Linked DNA regions of Mus musculus: region 1 is linked to region 2. The links are chromatin loops, found by intact Hi-C in ENCODE. Cell type or tissue: left cerebral cortex. All regions are shown on one strand.

What was found. Peaks named below come from ENCODE experiments on the same cell type or tissue, not always from the same donor. Only the 100,000 strongest peaks of a DNase experiment are listed, where the experiment ranks them.
Region 1: a loop joins it to region 2, with 2.3 times the contacts of the local background. A loop is called at or near these places in 1 of 42 quality-filtered maps.

Annotation. Positions count from the first base shown.
Region 1 is chr15:100,229,877-100,232,376 of GRCm38, forward strand. The region is part of intron 1 of Atf1 (activating transcription factor 1); the gene reads left to right. Among named protein-coding and RNA genes, the nearest start is that of Atf1, 3.3 kb to the left of the region's middle. In left cerebral cortex, a CTCF peak has its summit at 990; no DNase peak of the experiment used is centred here.
Region 2 is chr15:100,467,501-100,470,000 of GRCm38, forward strand. Letmd1 (LETM1 domain containing 1) reads left to right here and starts at 1,511. Exons shown (of 9, transcript NM_134093.3): 1 at 1,511-1,745; 2 at 2,185-2,336. The coding sequence starts at 1,624. It overlaps 5330439K02Rik (a long non-coding RNA gene), which reads right to left and starts at 867. Exons shown (of 3, transcript XR_001781773.2): 1 at 801-867. In left cerebral cortex, CTCF peaks have their summits at 1,264 (motif pointing right) and 1,466; a DNase peak (open chromatin) is centred at 1,550; H3K4me3 peaks cover 2,313 bases; H3K27ac peaks cover 1,243 bases.

The sequences.
Region 1 (2,500 bases), 240 kb before region 2:
AAAGGTGTCATTTTGAAAAGCAGACTTTAGGGCTGGCAAGATGCTCAGTGGGTAAGAGTACTGACTGCTCTTCCAAAGGTCCTGAGTTCAGGTTCTGGTGGCCATATGGTGGCTCACAACCATTCTTGATGACATCTGATGCCCTCATCTGGTGTGTCTGAAGACAGCTACAGTGTACTTAATTTGTAATAATAATTAAAATCTTTAAAAAAAAGAAAAGCAGACTTCAGTCAAGCATGGTAGGACATACCTATGGCCTTTTTCTTAGCACTCAGGAGGCAGAGGCAGCCTGGGCTTTAAAATCCTGTCTAAAAAACAAAACAAAAACCTCAGCCAGATTTAAAATTTTAGGAATGGGGAGACTGGCTGCTCTTCAGAAGAAGACCTGGGTTCAAGTCGCAGCATTCTCATGGCAGCTCACAACTGCCTGTAACTAGCTCCTGGGTAATCCTGTACCCCTACACCCTACACACATGCAGGCAAAACACCCATGCTTATAAAATAAGTTTGTTTGTTTTTAAGTGTATTTGCAGTTGATAATTCAGTAAAACAGAACAGGTACAGTTTGTTGCTTATAGTGAGAAAAAGGTGTTTGTTTGTTTGTTTGTTTGATTGAATTGGGGGGGGGTGGTGTTTGTTTCTGTTTTTTCAAAACGGTTTCTCTGTGTAGCCCTGGCTGGCCTGGAACTCAGAAATCCGACTGCCTCTGCCTCCTGAGTGCTGGGATTAAAGGTGTGTTCCACCACGCCCGGCTAAAAAAGTATTTTATGTGTATGGATGTTTTGCCTTCAAATGTGCCTGTGTGCTATGTGTTCCTCTGGAAGCCAGTAGATCCCCTGGAGTTGTATATGGTTTTGAGCCACTTTATAGGTGCTGGGAAGTCAAACCCAAGTCCTCTCAAAGAGCAGCCAGTGTTCTCAACCCACTAAGCCATCTCTCTAGCTTATGATTAAGAATTCTTAACTTGTCCAGCAGGGGTGGCACATGCCTTTAATCCCAGCACTACGGAGGCAAGAGGCAGGTGGATCCTTTGAGTTCAAACCCAGCCTGGTCTACAGAGTGAATTCCAGGAACAGCCAGGGCTATGCAGAGAAACCCTGTTTCCAAAAACAAAAAAAATCTCAACTTTTTGCTTCCTGACATGTTTTCAGTGTTGGAGAAAAAGGGCTAATGTCATTAGTCAGTGGGGAGAAAGCCAAAGCCACCTTGTTCTTATTAGAAAGCTTACTATGAAAACAGAAAAAAACAGCAAGTGCTGGTAAGGATGGGAGGAACTGCGGCTAGAATTTTTTTTTTTTTTTTTTTTTTTTGGTTTTTTGAGACAGGGTTTTTCTGTAGTATAGCCCTGGCTGTCCTGGAACTCACTTTGTAGACCAGGCTGGCCTCGAACTCAGAAATCCTCTTGCCTCTGCCTCCCGAGTTGCAGCTAGAATTCTTATGTTCTGCTAGGACAGTAAACCCGGCTGGATGCCATTAAAATTAGTACTTCAGATGGACAACAGAATAACTGATGATTTAGCAGCTCTCTAGGCTACACATACAAAGAAAATGGAAAGCAAGCTCTTTTTTTCTTTGTTCTTTCAAGACAGGGTCTTGAGTGTAGCCAGCCCTAGCTATCCTGGGACTTCTGTAAACCAGGCTACCTATAAACTTGTAAGACAGCAGTTCTCAACCTTCACAGGGGTCCAGAATTAGATAGCCTGCATGGTCAGATATTTACAATTTATAACAGCAAAATTATTATGAAGTAACAAAAAAAATAGTTTTATGGTTGGGGTCACATGAGGTATGTGTTAAAGGGCTGCAGCATTAGGAAGGTTGAGAACCACACTCACCTAGAGATGAACCTTTGCCACTAGGCCTGGCAAAAGCAGGTCTTTACGAGATAATCGTTATCCATGTTTATGGCTCAACTATTCACAGCAGTCGGGAGACTGAAGCAACCCAACTATTTGTCAGTAGATGGGGGTAAACAATGGAAGTACATTCCAGGGAGTGTTGTTCAGACTTCAAACCATGGAAACCCTGACAGGAGCTATGGTTGAATTGGGCTTTTTTTTGTTTGTTTGTTTTGTTTTGTTTTTTGTTTTTCGAGACAGGGTTTCTCTGTATACTCTTGGCTGTCCTGGAACTCACTTTGTAGACCAGGCTGGCCTTGAACTCAGAAATCCACCTGCCTCTGCCTCCCAAGTGCTGGGATTAAAGGCGTGCGCCACCACGCCCGGCTGAATTGGGCTCTTGTGCCAAATGAAGTTAGGCAGCCACAGAAGGACTCGCTCACCTTGTGGGAGTGTCTAGTCACAGGAGTTAGTAGTAGAAACAGGAGTTGCTGGTGCTCCTGGAGGAAAAAGACAGTTACTATCGGACGTAGAAAAGTCTAGAGGTTGGTTGTTCAGCTGTCAATATAGTCAACACAACGGAACTGTACTTTGAAAAATGGTAAGATAAGCCAGGCTGGTGACTCATTTCTTTAATTCCAGCACTGGGGAGGAAGGAGCTG
Region 2 (2,500 bases):
GTTCCAGACAAGCTGGCCTCCGAGATTCTGGACATTTTCCTATTTCTACCTCTCACCTTCCCCACTGCAGTGCTGGGATTATAAATGTACGCACTGTGGGCTGGACAGAGAGAGACAGACAGAGACTGAGCTTGTGTGCACACACACTCGTTACCTGTATGTCAGTGGAAGGGGAATGGAAGAAGAAATACTCAGCAGCTATGTGAGGAAATGAATCCGTAGAATCCGTATCACATTTTTTCTTTTTGTAGTTTGTGTACATGTTTGCGCATGCCTGGTGTTGGATATGCACATATCTTTTTTTTTTTTTTTTGGACAGGGTCCCCTCTAACCCTGTAACTTGCTAACTTGGCTAGACTGGCTGGCTAGCAAGTGCCAGGGCTCCTCCTGCCTGGGTCTCAGCTCTAAAGAAGCTCCGGGTTCCCCTGCACAGAGGCCAGGACGTGGGTGTGTTGGGGGTGGGGTGGGGAGGCGGTCATAGGCACAGACCACCGTGCCCAGCTTTTGGCGTTAGAGTCAGGGATTGAACTCAGGTCCTTAAGCTTACTCAGCACTTTACCCAGGACGACCTCCCCCCCCCCGCCCCCCCCCCCACACCCTGGACTACACAAAATGCCCTCCCTTTAGTTTGTTCTCCCAGGCAGTGCCTTTCCATTTCTGTTAGAAAACCGTCTGTGACTGCGCTCGTGTCTCCTGGGAGTTCTATTAGCGAGCCGGAGACACCGTAGTTGAGGGACTTAGAAGCTACCTGAGAACCGAGAGAACCCATCTTTTGGTCATTTTCTATCCTACCTACCTACCTCCTCTTGCAGAGAACAGCTTTGCAACTGTTCAAACCACCAGCCCTCCAAACACGGAGATGTTCTACAGACGTGGGAGCTTTTGCAAACATGCAAACATTTCATCCTTCGATCTTCACAGAATTCTGCAACACAGGTACAACCCACATGAAGTTCACCGAAGTGACCTGTCCAAGGTCCCCCACACTAAACCTGACTGCAGACGCATGGCTTCAGCGTGCTTCACGTCCGTTAAAATGCCTATGGACACAAGAGGGCCGTCGACTCTCGCGGACAGCTGGACGCCTAGAAACCCTTCCGAGTTTCAAGTAGTCATTTCTCCAAAAAATATCCACCGCGCACCTACTCCGTGACAAGGGCGCGTGAGGACCAGAAAGCGAGGGTTGGAAAGGGGTTCTACACCTGCCGCCAGATTGATGGAGGGCGGAGCCCTGCCGGCCGCCGCCACTAGAGGGCGCAGCGCCACCCCGCGCCGCCGCCATCGGGGCCACGACCCCGGGCTCCCACAGAGGTCAAGGGCAGCGCCCGCGGCCCCGAGCCCCCAGGGACCGACGAGGGCACTGGGTTCCTCAAGGAGACGCCGTCCTCGGCTCACGATAGCGACCTCAGGCTGGGCCGGCGCTCGCTCCCTCGGGGAGGCTCGCTTCCGGTCCTGCGCGCGGAAGCGTCGCCGCGTCCAATCCGGGTCCCCGCCCGGGCTCGCCCGGGGGGCGCGGGGCGGCTCGCAGCCGCCTGTCGGCGTGGAGGGGCGGCGCGTGCGTGCTGCGGGGCGCACTCTGACCCGGAGACGACCTCTCTCCGCGCTCCCTCCCCTGCTGTGAAGATGGCGCTGTCCAGGGTGTGCTGGGCTCGGGCTGCTCTGTGGGGTTCGACTGTCGCCCCTGGACCCTTTGTCACCCGGAGGCTGCAGCTGGGCCGCTCTGGCCCTGCGTGGCGAGCCCCTCGGTGAGGGCCCTGGAGAAAGAAGAGCATTTTTGATGTAGAAGCCCTTCCAGCGGCTCAGCCTCCGCCTCTCGGGATCCCCTGCCTTGGGCCCTGGGTTTTGCTTTTCCATGCAGGATTCCCACCGAACGCCCGTCCCTGTCCCTCTCCGTACTCCGTGTCCACCCGATTGTCCCCGCACATCCTGAGCTCATCTTTCAGCTTCCCCTTCCCATCTCTCCATGGCTTCAGCTTGCATTCTCCTGGCCCCGCAGGCTTTGCGCACGCTCCACGCTCACACCTTTCTGCATGATCTGCCCCTCTCATACCAACCCTAACCCTGAGCTTGGGTTTTCAGAAGAGTTCTGGCAATCGCTCTCAGAAACCGTATGTTTACCGAGGGGTCCTACGTACCGAATGGCTTCTACTCCTTCGCAGATAGTCTCTTTGGTCTTCGTTGTAGGTCTTCAAAGCTTCACCTTTCTCCGAAGGCGGACGTGAAGAACTTGATTTCTTACGTGGTGACCAAGACAAGAGCGATTAACGGATCGTACCATCGTTTCTTGGGGCGTCATTTCCCCCGCTTCTATGCCTTATACACAACCTTCATGAAAGGTAAACGCTAACATTGAGAAGCCCGAATCTGCTCTTCTGCGTTAGTCACAGTCAGTGAGATTGCAATGTGCCGGGTCCGCTGCTGCGCTGTGAGTTGGGATGTCTTCTCTTCCGTCAGGGTTTGAGCATGAATTCTTACAAATTGTCACTGCCACCTCTTAAAT